Linked DNA regions of Mus musculus: all the other regions are linked to region 2. Evidence: chromatin contacts called from ENCODE POLR2A ChIA-PET data. All regions are on one chromosome and are shown on one strand. The core of a region is the stretch at or near the end of the contact, and the rest is flanking DNA. Distances in the headings are between cores, read along the strand shown.

Region 1 (4,438 bases), core at 1-2,500, 260 kb before region 2:
AAAAAAAAAAGAGACAAAACAAAAACCTACTATGTTTTACAGAAAGGCTTTCACGCATCCCAAGATGGCCTCAAACTTAGGATCCTTCTGCCTCCACCACTCCCGGCCTTAGGAAGTATTTGGGATAAAACTTAGGGTTTTGTGCATGCAAGGTAAGCACAATACCAAATGAGTAGCACACTACCAAATGAGTAGCTCTTGGACCTACTTTATACTTTGAAAAAGGCTTAGCTAGCCCTGAACTCTAATATTCAGGTTGGTTTGGAACTCCTCTACAGCCCAGGTTGGCCTTGAACTCACATCTGACTTACCTTTATCAACAGAAAAAAACGTTCTTTCCTTCCATCTCGTATCTTCCCCTAGCTTAGTTCTAGCAAAGAATTAGAAACAATTTATTTTTCCGCTTTGTTTTTGTTTTTTGTCTCCCTGGGCTACCTACATCCTCCGGCTGTCTGCGAACTCTGAGAGTTTCTCATGTTTCATCTCCACCACCCCTGCCCCCAACGTCACTGTGTCTTCCCAGATTAAAAGAAAAGAAAAGAAACAAAAACCACCTGTTCTGCCTCGGGGGCCGAAAAGGGACTTGGGATCGAATCCCGCCACAAGCTGACCCCACTGGATGACCTTGGCCGAGTCCCCTTCATCCCCCTTTGGGGTTGGGACTAAGCAGTACAGGGAACGCGGTGTCATCGATCCCCCGAACCCGTTCGTGGTGTTATTTCCCTCTGGTCGCATCGCTGGGGGCGTCGAGATTCGAATCCTTGCACCCGGCGCCCGCGGAGCCCCAGTATTAGCGCCCAGCGCGAAGGCCAACGGGCCACTCCGGGCCCGGCGGTGGGTGTCGCCATGGCGACCATGGGGTTCCCCCCCGCGAACCTCACCTTCTTCAGCCGCTCCATCAGCACGCTCTTGTTGCCGCTCGAGTCGAGGTTCCGCTTCTTCAGCTCCGCCCGCAGGTCGATCACCCGCAGGTCGCTGAGCCGCCGCGTCCCGGTCTCTGACGCCGCGGAGCTCACGGCCGCCGCGCCCGCCGCACTCGCGTCTCCTAAACCCGACAGAGTCTCCGCCATTCCAGGGACCCTGGTTCCGTCGCCCACTTCACACAGAACCGGGTCAGTGGGTTTGCGTGAGTGTGTTTTTTTTTTGATTTGTTATTATTATTATTTTTTTGAATCTCGGCCCTCTTACCACAAAATGGCGCCGCCTGAGAGGGAACCGCTTCAGCCTCCCCGGAGGCGCACCTCGACACTGCGCAGGCGCCGCCGGCGCGAGCCCTACGCTCTCAGACGCCTTTACCCAAGCGCAGTGTGCGCGGCGGCAGAGACGACGTAGGCGCGCCTCGCCGGCTCGCGCTTGGCCGCGGACCAAGACGCATGCGTGCTACAGGTCGTGCGCCTGCGCATCACTGTCGGAGCGCTGGCCGTAGAGCGGTGGCGTGCGCAGCCGGGCAACGCTGCGAGAGGCAAACGGGGGTCAGTGAGCGTAGCGAGGCGGTGCGCGTGCGCATTAAAAAGAGGGTGGCGACGGGGCCGGGGGGGGGGGGGGGAGGGGGGGCTTACGACCGGTTGCGCATGTGCACTTGTACCCGCGAGGCTCGAGACTGCTTTGGCGTGCGACCTAGGAGGTGCGTCAGAGCTGTGCGCCTGCGCAGCCGCAAAGGGAGGCGGGAGGAAGCGAGTGCGTTTTCCTCTTCGGCAGCGCCATTTTGTACTACCTCCGAGCCGCCACAGCTGGTGCCAGCGAGTGGAGGGGGTTCCGGAGCGAGTTGGGAAGTCGCGGAAGCGAGGATGGCGGAACCCGGGACCGGGTCGGGCGACCCCGCCTTTGGTCCGGGCGCCTCGGAGAGTGGGACGCGGCGGCTCAGCGACCTGCGGGTGATCGACCTGAGGGCGGAGCTGAAAAAGCGGAACCTGGATACGGGAGGCAACAAGAGCGTGCTGATGGAGCGGCTGAGGAAGGTGAGGGAACCCGAGTGGCGCCGTGGACCCGGGCACGTAACTGCCCGCGCAGACTCGGGCCGGCCTTCCCACCCCGAGCCCCCCCCCCCGACTTCGGTCTGTGCTGTCAGTTACCGAAGCAGCCGAGGCTGTGTGACCTTTACTAGTCGCTGCCCCTCTCTGTGTCTCGCCTCCCACTTGCCCCGGGATTTGCAGGAAGCCGGGCCTTGTTGAGTAATCGGGTGGCTCTGGGCACGTCTCCATGATGACCTTGCACCTGCAGCTGTCTTTTCCGCCACCCTAGTTTTACTCTTCTGGGGAATCTATCAGTCAACCCCACTGTTGGCGGTGCCCAGTGTCTCTGCACAGACCATGTTCGCTCCCAGGTCCGGTCCCCTCGCGCTTCCCTGGTCTTGGAGCCTAGTTGTCATCTCGAGTCAGCGTAAGATGTCACTTTCCTCCCCCTAGACAAGAAGTCTTGTCTACTGCCCTTCAGCGCTTGACACAAGCTTGCCTCTGTGGAACAGGGTCCTTGAGGGTTAGGGACTCCTGATTGGCTGCAAGTAGAAGGCGCCAGAATACTTTGAGGGAAAATTGGCCAGCGCTTTCTTCTTCGGTCTATGTTGTTTTTCCTTATCAAAAATCAGCGCCTCCCCTCCCACGCAAAACTTTTTTTGGAGAGCTACTGTGGCCCAGTGTGGCCTTGGACTTGCTGTGAAACCCAGACTAGACTTCAGCTCTTGGTCTCCTGCCCCCCCTTTTCACTTCCAAAATGCTGGAATTAAAGGTTTGCTTTGTTATGGGAGGCCTTTTGAGCGCCCCATTCAGCTCTTTGCCCTGCCTGAATCAAGGACAGGTTTCCTACCATCATCCCTGTGTTTGATGAAAGAGCACACAAGATGAGCGGTCACCAACCCTGATTTGGGGTTAATACTTGGATTTTATTCTATTTTTTTGTCTTGGGTTGGGGATTACATCTAGGGCTACAAGCTGCCAGGTCATGTATGACCACAACCTGCTGACAGTGACTCTGCAACCCAAGCTTTCAGCTTCCCTTTCTCTAGGTTTTGGGTCTTGAGCAGGGAAGGGGAGCTGGCTGCTAAATGTGGTCTTAAGCTAGATTGTGAACACTTGCAACTGCAAAGTTGCTTCTTAAAGAACACTTTGTGTCAACCCCTCCTAAAAGATAACTTTATTTAAAACTTCATACTCTTTCCCATCAGGCATTTAAGGAGGAAGGACAAGAACCTGAGGAGGTTGGAATCAGCTGGGGAGCTGTGAGCAAGAGGGCTGTAAAGAGAAACACCAAAGGTACTTAACTGCCTGTGCTTGACGCTGGGCCTGGGGAATGGGTGTCTGCTCTGCTCTGTGTATGTGTAATATGCATACTTAGATGTGCATGTGTGTGGGACAGCCATAGTGTCACATTGTGTCCACCTTAGGTTTTGTTTTTGTCTTAAGGTTTATTTTGTGTGTGTGTGTGTGTGTGTGTGTGTTTGTGTGCGCGCTTGCCTGCATGTGAATGCACATGTGTTTGGTGCCCACAGAGGTCAGAAGCAGGTCTTGGACCCCTTAGAACTGGAGTCAGGAATGGTTACCAGTCTCCATGTGATTCCTGGGAGCTGAAGCCCATCCTGTATGACAGCAGTTAGTGCTCTTTCTTAACCGCTGATCCATCTGTCTACATAGTGATTTGGCTGGGCTGCTGACCTGTGAGGACCAGTGTCCTCCATCTTCAAACCCCAGCACTAGGATTATAAGTACCCTCATGCCCAGCTCTTCACGGGTGCTGGGATTGAGCCCAGGCCCCCAAGCTCAAAACAAGAAATGTTTTTGCCAGCTGAGCCATCTGCCCATTGCCCTGAAGTCAGGTTTTACCAGTGGCTTCGAGGACAGCTTTTCATCAGCATTCTAGGCTGAGGCAAGAGAATGGCCAATTCCAGGTTGGCCTGGCTACATGAGACTCTTAAGGGCCAGATATGGTGGTGCATGCCTTTAATCCCCAAACACCACTGCCCCAAACAAACCAATAACTGAGGGCTAGTGAAAAGGCTCAGCTACCGAAGGTAGAAGCTCCTGAATCTGAGAGTTGTTTGATCCTTGAGACCAGAAACAACTGGCTCCCAAAAGTTGATCTCTGACATCCACATTCACACTGAGGCGCACATATGTCTAACTGTGCTCACAGAGACAGCCATAATCATTTTTTAAAAAGCACTAACCTGGAGACCTAGTATAACCCTGGCTGCTTGTGTTGCAGACACTTGCCTGACCTGCCGCAAGCATATCAGATCAGTGGGCAGCATTGTCAGATGAGCCTGGGGGAGGTCTGGCATGGTTGAGAGGGTGCCTCCATGGGCAGAGCTATGCCTGTCCATCTCTGGAGGTGCTCAAGAATGTGGTGTTTGGTGTGATGTGCTAGCCCATGGCTTCCAGGCCAGGCCAGAGGCTCTGGGATGATAGAAGTGAGGTTTTAGCCCACAAGACACTGTTAGTGATTC
Region 2 (4,793 bases), core at 581-3,080:
CATTTGTCAATCAGACCTATACAATCCCAGCTTAGAACACACACATTCACAGGTGCGCCTGGATATGCACAGGTACATGGAGCACCTGGCACAAGGACATTTCCACCCCAAACATCAAAACACCCCATGACAGTCAGGCTTCCTGCCCTCCTAGGGAGAGGATGAAAAGTTTGACTGGAGTCTTGCATAGGGACCCTACAAGTTTAGATACAGAACACCCACAAGGCTTGGGGAAAAAAGGAAGGGAAGAAGAAAGCTGACTACAGCTAGAGCAGGGTGGGAAGAAAAGGTTGGCCCAGTCTGGAGACACGCCCTTTTGGTGACTCTGAAGGCAGCAATTACTGGAGAATTAAAGAGAGTGATTAGCCCTTTCCTGGTAGTGGTAGGAGCCCCTGAAGACCCACGTAATGAACCCATTTTGAGGCAGGAGCTGTTTGGGGAACAGTGCAGTCTCCAGCCTGGGGACTGTCAGATACACAACTAATGGGACACAGAGACATCCCGGACCCCCCAACCTTCTGCAACCAAGATCCTCAGCGCCTATGAAGGTGCTGGCACCAGGCTGCAGGCTGAGCAAATCCCACTTGGTTACAGGGAAAGATACACTCTTTCTTTTTGCTTTTTGAAACATACCGGATCCATCCTCTCCATAGTTGAAAAAAACTAGCAACTACTCCGGCAAGACACTTCCCCAGGTGTTAATTATTAAAGCGATGCCATCCTCCGCCCCGCCCCCCCCCCTTTCAGACAGATGGGACAAGGAACCGCGATGCCCGAACCGTAATGGCCAAACCGCACCAGTTACAGCATCAAATCTGCAAACCTGGAATCCCTTATACTCTCAGCTGGCTGACCGAAACCCCTAACAGAACCCCCAAAACCCCCCAGGATATGGCAGTAGGAAAGCCACCCCCAGCTGTCCCCAGCTTTGCCAAGCTTCCCTGTCTGCCGGGATGCCCTGGACTAGTGTGCACGCGGAAAACTGCACATTTCATGGCTTACAGAAAGAAGGGAGCTGGAAAGCAAAGAGACCAGGGTACAGAAGCGAGGTGGAAAGGCTGCCATTGCAATAGCAGATACGTGTACTATTTATTTTCATTTTTAAAATGCAGATTATATGGTGATTTACAGATTCTGGACATGCGGGGGTCAAGTTTGCAAGGCCATGATGGGTGAGTGTTTGGAGGGGACAGCTCCAAACCAAAGGGAACCAAAATGCAAGCGGCGGGGAGCAGGGACTTGGAGTGGGTTTTTTATTTTTAAGGATTTGGGGTTGTTGAAGGGATGGCTGGACCGGGCCACCCACGCTGTCATCTTTTGTGCCCTGGAAAGGGGACGCGGCGCCCCGCCCCCGCCCCGCCTTTGTCCGGCCCCATCGTCAACCCCCCCCACCCACCCCCAAAAAAACACACCCTCCTTTCCCAGGCACACAATCGTTTTGTCGATCAACAAACAGCAGCTTCGCCCGAACGGACAAAAGCGCGGCGTACTCCGCCGCCCTGAGGAGCCGAGTAGGCCGCAGCCAAAGCCTCGGCCTGGAGTGCGCGCGGCGGCCCAAGGTGCGGCGTGGGGGCAGGCATGGCGGCCGCGCGGCCCCCCAAAGGGGCCTGGAAGCTGCTGAGCGCCGCCACGGATCGCACACTCACTCACCTGGCGCAACGCGCGGCCCGGGCCGCAGACAGCAGGCTGAGCGGCGCGTGCCCGGCCGTCTCGCGTCGCCCCCGCCGGCCCTCACTCGCTCGCCCCGGCCACTGGGCTCCGAGCTTCGCCCGGTCTCTTTGCTCCTTCGATGGTTCGCTCGCTCGCGGCCGAGCCCTCAGCAAGAGCCCGGGGCGGGGAGGCGAAGCTTCAGAGGGGCGGGGCGACGGCTCCTACTCGGCCGCCATTGGGCATTCAGCCCACGCCCGCACGCTGATTGGTGGCGGCTGACAGCTCCACCCCTCCCCTCATCAACACCGAGCGGCCCCGCCCTCCGCGACCTGGGGCGGGAGCAGGCACTCGATTTCTTCCCTTCATTGGTCCAACCCCGAGGACGTGCCGGCACCCACTCACGTGCCTAGTGACCGGCTCAGCTTTCAGTGGGTACGAAGCATGCCCGTCAAGATGCACACAGCCAATCCGGCTGCGGTCGGGTGTAGGATAGCCCCGAGCTCACGCAGATTGACAAGCGCGTTCTCAGACTTTACTGAGACAAACGCGGATTGGTGTTTGGTACCGGTCTCTGGGTGCCGAATGGTTGCGACTGAATGTCAATCGCTGTCTTGCTGCTCCAGACTCCACCCTGTGATCGGGCGGCTGCTGAGTACGTGATTTCCTGCACAACATCAGCTCTGGGTCCGGAGACAGTGGTTCGAAACCCAGTAGTTCTAGATCTAGAGTCAGAATTTGAGCCCAGCTTTGCAAAAGGCCGAACTAGGGTAAGAGGATCTCAAAAGCGTTCCATATTGCCCTCCCCAAACGTTCATGAGTTCCCTAAAACGTGCGCGACTTGGTCCACCCCACCCCCCACCTTGAACTGATAGCTGTACCCATGGAAAGCGTTGCAATAACTCAGTGGAAGAGGATTCAATTATCTACTTCTCAAAATGTCCTAGGTCCTACTCTCTAGCTCAGCGTATTGCAAATTGGAGGCCTGGGCACCCAAATTCCAGCTACAGGTGTCCAAGCCCCTGCTCCACACAATTGTTTCCATCTCTTCATTGTGCGATGTGAAGGGAACAGCATCACCACACCAGTCACCCTGCACTCAAGAGCATTTAGTTAAGGTCTGATATCATCCCCATCAATATGCATTTATAATTTTAAATTTTTATTATTTTGTATATATGTGTGGTATATACCTCTACAGGTCAGAGGGCAACTCTGGAGTTTGTCATCTGGGTTGTTAGGCTTCACTGCAAGCTCTTTTATCCAGAGCCTGCTTTGCAAACTACCATTACGGCTTCTATACTTGAGCAAGCAGAGGTGACAACATTCCTGTTTTATGGGGTAGACTAGAAATCCTTCTACTTTAATATCTAACATCTGGAAAGTACCCTCCTTAGAGCAGGTTCTTTGTGCACCCAAGATATTTGTTCTACCCCCCTAGTCTGTTGCTAATTCACTAACTCTCAAGGTTACACATAAATTATTCCAAGCTAGACGAGTCTTGAATTGTTTCCATTGCTCTTCATTGTGCAATGTAAAGAGAACAGCCATCACCCACGCCAGTCACCATGTACTCAGAATTTGGACTACACCATCATCTTTAGTTACATTGAGCTGGAGGCCAGCCAGGGCAACTACATAAGACCCTGTCTCAGGTGAAACAGCTCAGTAAACTTGCCTTCTAGCCAGATGACTTGTGTGACCCACAGGGTGGAGGAAGAGTCCTTTGTCCTTCGGACCTCCACAGGTGGCACATGTCTACCTGTGCAAGTGCACACATACAAGTACACACACACAAACACACTCCAATGTCTATCAGTCCTGTTAGCACTCAGTGCCTGGAAGCAATTGTTTTCTATCCTTCAGGATGTCTGTACTATTCTGTGCTCAGAAACAGAATCCCATGTGGTCATTGCCACCACATTTTCCAGAGCAGGTGACCTGTGTGAAGGACAGGTAGATTTTTAAATTTAGGAGTGGATTTTTTTTTTTTTTTTTTTTTTTTTTTTTTTTGGTTTTTCGAGACAGGGTTTCTCTGTATATAGCCCTGGCTGTCCTGGAGCTCACTTTGTAGACCAGGCTGGCCTCGAATTCAGAAATCCGGCTGCCTCTGCCTCCCAAGTGCTGGGATTAAAGGCGTGCACCACCACGCCCGGCAGGAGTGGATTTTGTTAAGTTTGCTCTGCTCTCAGGACTGTCTACACAGTGGCATAGACACTTGCCTTGAGCTGGAGAGATGGCATAATGGTTAAGATTGTATACTGCTCTTCCCGAGGGCCTGAGTTCAAATCCCAGCACCTATGTCAAGTGGCATACAACCACCTCCAGCTCCAACCCCAGGGGATCCAACACCTGTGGCCTTTACAGGTACCCACTCACATTCATGATTTGCTAAAATAAACTTCTGAAATAAATTTTCTAATCATAAATTTTCTGACATCTTTGATAGGGTGGCCCATGCTCTTAGTTGTAGCAGTAGGAAGAGGCCGGCAGATCTCGGATTTCCAGGTCAGCCTTGGATGTTTTGTGCTGAGAATATAACCATACCCCACTGTATTTGAGTGGTTTTTGTTTGAGGCAAGGTTCTTGTTAACAGACCTGGCTATCCTGGAACTCTTTGTAGACCAGGCTAGCTTCGTGAACTCAAGAGATCTACCTGCTTCTGCCTTTTAAGTGCTGGCCTCGAACTCAGAAATCCGCCTGCCTCTGCCTCCCAAGTGCTGAGATTAAAGACGTGCGCCACCACTGCCCGGCCAGAATTTTATTTTATTGCAATATGTTAACAATCTAACAAGGAAAAAATACCCCACACAAAACAAAACACAACCCTTAGAACTGTGCTGTCCAGTCTGCCTGTAGTAAATGGTTTAGTTTCCATGAGACACACCTGCACACTTTGGTAAAGTTACAAAAGAAACAAAACCTACCAAGGAAAACATCTTCCTCAGTACAGGCTGTAACTACAAAAGAAATTCATCGAGGAAACCCATTTATCTCGCTTTAAAAAATAAAAATAAAAAAACCCATAATACAGAAACCCTCAGAATTCTGTTGCTGAGTTAAAAATGAGATGGAACTGATAACACATCTCTGCCTTCCATGACACCCAGTCAGTGCACTCTCTGAAAACCAGGCTTTCAAGGTAG
Region 3 (4,247 bases), core at 651-3,150, 350 kb before region 2:
GCTCCCTCTACTGCCTCCATCCTCAATGGCTTGTGTAAAATAGGTAAGGGGGGGGGGGGGGCGGGGCGGCTTACCCAGACTATGCAGGTTCACACAGCTCTGCTTCCTGACCTGCCTCTAGTAACTGACTTACCTGCATCTACCCTTCAAGGCCTGGATGGAGTGTAAATACCTCCCAATGCCCAGTCCCTCCCAGTGTACTCTCTGAAGGACCCCATGTCCCTGGGTGTTCTACAGAAGCCTCAGACTACATGTCACTGCATAGTGCATAGTGAAGTACCACGTCCCTGCTAACAGCCTGACTGTAGTTGTTAAGGAAAAAGGACAGGGCTGAAAATAGACCTCTGGGGGCTAGAGAGATGGCTAAGCAGTTAAGAGTACTGACTGCTCTTTCAGGGGTCCTGAGTTCAATTCCTAGCAACCACATGGTGGCTCACAACTACTGTAATGGGATCCTATGTACTCTTCTGGTATGTGTCTGAAGACAGCTCCAGTGTACTTAGATAAATAAAAATAAATAAATCTAAAAAACAAAAAACAAAAAAAACAGACCCTGAAGTCCCCAAACTGAACCCTGGAGGAGCCCCGAAGGGGCCACCACTGGGTGTCAAGCATCAGGCTGACTGAGAAAGTGTTACATCCCAGAGTGCTCAGGGAGTCAGGGCCACGGGGCAAAAGGGGGTGTGGAAGCAATTAGTATATCAGTGCTCAACCTGTGGGTTGCCACCCCTTTGGCAAATGTCTAAATAGGAAATCCAGAAACATTTACATTACCATTCATAACAGTAGCAAAGCTAGTTATGAAGAAGTAACAAAAATAATTTTATGGTTGGGGTCACCACAATGAGGAACTATATTTAAGGGTCACGGCATTAAGAAGATTGAGAACCACTGAATTAGGAAATACAGATCAGGTGGCCAAGCCTAAATCAGGGGATGTAAGCTGCACTCCAAAGGACTCTGAAGACTGGTAGGAAGAGACGTGCAGGTTCTGCAACAACTGGGTAGTCCTACCATATTCAAACCCCTTAAATGGGATGTCGACTCCAGAGGGGAGGTTTCACGGTGTCAAAAATAAAAACGGGATGTGAAGAAGCAGTTAGGAGTTTCAAGATCAGATGGCCAGGCCTAAATGGGGGGCATCAAGTGCACCTCAAAGGACCTGGAGCCCTGTGGCGGGAATAGGGGCGCCCGGTCCGGGTTTAAGCAGACCTCGGGGTGTAAGCTACAGGTCGGGGTGGCCGAGCACCTTCGCGGGATGAAGGAGAGCCGGACCTGAGCCTGAGGCTATGCCGGGGAAGGAGGCCCAGGCCCCAGGCGAGGGAAGCGGGGAAGGGAGCGTGGCGGGCTGGGCCCGCGAGCAGGCTCGGAGGTCTCGCCCGCCTCGTTCGAGGCCGCGGAGCCGCGTCTCAAGGCCCGTTGGGCTCCCCGGGCGGCCTGCGAGGCCGGAAGGCGTGGGGTGGGGGTGGGGGGTGGGAGGCGGTCGCGGCGCGGCCGAGGAGCCTCGAGGTCGGGAGGAGGCAGAAGCCGGGGCTGCCGCGAGGAACCCGGCCGGGGACCAGACTCCACGGTAGGGGGGCCCGCTGGGTGCCCAGACCGGGTGAGGCCGAACTCCCACAACCTGAAGCGCTCGCCCTTCGACTCTGGGGCTCCCTTGACTTCCCGCCCCGCGCCCGCCTGCCGCCAGCTGGCCCCCGGCGGCGCCTCCCCTACCTTCGTTCGCCAGGTCCGCCATTTTACTTCCTTAAGCCCTCCCACAAGGCCCCGCGCCCGGCCCCCGGGCTCCGAGGGCTTTCTGCTGGGAGAGTTCTGCGCCTGCGCATCCCATAAGCCAGCGCCGGTGTGAGGAGGAGGGAAGCTCGCACCCGCTAGAGCTCCGGCCGCGCGCCTGCGCAGTAACGGCTCTCCGCCCGCCTCTTCCCGCCCGCAAAGGGAAGAGGGTGTGGCTAGCGTGGCACGCATGCGCACAGGCAGCGCCAGTTTGCTATTGGTCCTGAGCTCCTAGCATTGGCAGCATGTTAAGGAGGTGGGGGGGGGGGAGGAGGATGGCCGAGCCCCACGCATGCGCAGGAGAGACGTGCCGCTGCTTGCTGTCCTGACTGCCATCCCGCCACTTTCTCTGTTTGTTTCTCTGGCGTGAGCCTAGGTAGGCTTTTTAGCGATTCCGCGTACAGGAAGGAGTGGCCCATGTCCCTGAATCAGAAGCCAGGCCCTTTCACACAGCTTTCCTATGGCTATTTGGGGTGGTTGAGGAAGAGGCAAAGTCAGAGGTCACCCTAGATTTCAAACACAGGATGTCCTAATAAAACTAGACTCTTAACCTCTCTGGGCATTAGACTTGGCATTGGTGCGCACGCCTTTAATCCCAGCACTCAGGCAGACGCAAGAGGATCTCCGTTTGAGAGCAGCCTGGTCCAGGGCTACACAGACTATGTCTTGAAAACAAACAAACAATAAGTAATAAGAAAAGATGTATTTGTGTATGAGTGCTATGTGTGTGCAGTGCCTACAAAAGGCTAAAAAAGGAAAGGCTATCCTGGAACTGGACTGTGGGTGACCGGTCTAAGCCAACTATGTGGGTGCTAAGAACTCAGGCCAGGCGTGGTGGCGTACGCCTTTAATCCCAGCACTCGGGAGGCAGAGGCAGGCGGATTTCTGAGTTCGAGGGCAGTCTGGTCTACAGAGTGAGTTCCAGGACAGCCAGGGCTATACAGAGAAACCCTGTCTGGAAAAAAGAAAGAAAGAGAGAGAGAGAGAGAGAGAGAGAGAGAGAGAGAGAGAGAGAGAGAGAGAGAGAAGAAGAAGAAGAAGAAGAAGTAAGGAAGAAAGAAAGGAAGGGAGAATGGAAAACCAAACCTATATTCACCTTTGCATACTGACAAGACACCTGAAAGCAGCTACTACGTATTTTAAATCTGGGTATACTCCTATAGATCTGTGAGATAGGGAGACACTGTCACAGTGTAGTCCAGTCTGGTCTTGAACTCAAAATTCTCCTGCCTCATCTTCCCAAGTGCTGGGGCCACAGATATAGAACTCACTCTTGCCGGGCGTGGTGGCACATGCCTTTAATCCCAGCACTTGGGAGGCAGAGGCAGGCAGATCTCTGAGTTCGAGGCCAGCCTGGTCTACAGAGTGAGTTCCAGGACAGCCAGGGCTACACAGAGAAACCCTGTCTCGAAAAAAAAAAAAAAAAAAAAAGAGCTCACTCACACTTTCTTTCTCCCCCCCCACCCCCAGTTTTGAGTATTTTATGTAGCCCAGACTGCCCTCGAAATGGCTTTGTAGATGAGGGTGCCCATGTACTTCTGATCCTCCTGCCGGCACAGCCAGAAAGTTAGGCTAACATATGTCACCATCATACCCAGGTTCAATGGTTTTGGTTTTGGTTTTTGGTTTTTAGTTTTGAAAGAGAGTGTCATTACATAGCTCAGGCTGGTCTGGAGTTTTCAGTAATCCCCCTGCCTCAGCTTCCAACTCCTGGGAACATGAATGTGTGCATACAACGCAACCTTCTGTCTCCCTGGTGTATGTGGTGAGTGTGGATGTATGTGCACAGCAAGTGTACATGAAGAAGTAGGGGGGTTGGGGATCCTGCTCTATGTGTCTGCTTTATTCACTTCAGACAGCCTCCCTCACTCAACCTGGAGCTACACTGGGCTAGGGTCACAGGCCCTCCTAGCCATCCTGGCTTCTCACGTGGGTGCTGGGATTTGAACTCCTGTCCAAATGCTTTACCAGTCAAGCCATTGCTCCAGGTCTTCTCAGTCCCCTTTTCCCCTGTGGACCTCCCTGTCTGACCCTGTGACCTTCCATCACTATGATGTTTTCCTGAGTGCTGTATGAGCCTTGCACAGTGACTCAGTGTCTCTATGTTATCACAGAACTTAATACCAGCACCCAGGAGGGAGGGGCAGGTGCATCTCTGTGAGATGGAGTCCAACCTGATCTACAGAGTAAGACCCTATTTCAAACAAACAAAAGAAACCAATAAACTCCTAAACTTGTTAAACTAGTGGACCTCAAACTTCGTAATAGTGCAACCTTTTAGTACAGCTCCTCATGGTGTGGTGATCCCCAGCCATAAAAGCATTTCCTTGCTACCTCATAACTGTAAGTTTTCCACGATTCTGAATCATAAGGTAAATAGTTGATGTGTGACCCTCAAATGGGGGAACCATGTGAGAACCACTGCCCCAAGCCATAACAGAAAGATCTTTGTAAACTGAACAAGGAAACAGGTTATT

Evidence for each region. ChIA-PET counts read pairs that join two places held with the same protein, here RNA polymerase II (POLR2A).
Region 1: POLR2A ChIA-PET joins it to region 2 with 21 read pairs in Patski. The contact joins the promoter of Safb here to the promoter of Kdm4b in region 2. POLR2A ChIA-PET finds 5 or more read pairs at or near these places in 3 of 5 experiments (Patski and embryonic stem cell).
Region 3: POLR2A ChIA-PET joins it to region 2 with 17 read pairs in embryonic stem cell. The contact joins the promoter of Ranbp3 here to the promoter of Kdm4b in region 2. POLR2A ChIA-PET finds 5 or more read pairs at or near these places in 3 of 5 experiments (Patski and embryonic stem cell).

Annotation. Positions count from the first base shown.
Region 1 is chr17:56,581,794-56,586,231 of GRCm38, reverse strand. Safb (scaffold attachment factor B) reads right to left here and starts at 1,250. Exons shown (of 21, transcript NM_001163300.1): 1 at 882-1,250. The coding sequence starts at 1,070. It overlaps Safb2 (scaffold attachment factor B2), which reads left to right and starts at 1,647. Exons shown (of 21, transcript NM_001029979.3): 1 at 1,647-1,958; 2 at 3,161-3,248. The coding sequence starts at 1,788.
Region 2 is chr17:56,323,087-56,327,879 of GRCm38, reverse strand. Kdm4b (lysine (K)-specific demethylase 4B) reads right to left here and starts at 1,830. Exons shown (of 23, transcript NM_172132.3): 1 at 1,651-1,830. Uhrf1 (ubiquitin-like, containing PHD and RING finger domains, 1) reads right to left here. Exons shown (of 17, transcript NM_010931.3): 17 at 4,394-4,793.
Region 3 is chr17:56,670,878-56,675,124 of GRCm38, reverse strand. It overlaps Ranbp3 (RAN binding protein 3), which reads right to left and starts at 1,900. Exons shown (of 17, transcript NM_001252466.1): 1 at 1,714-1,900. The coding sequence starts at 1,735.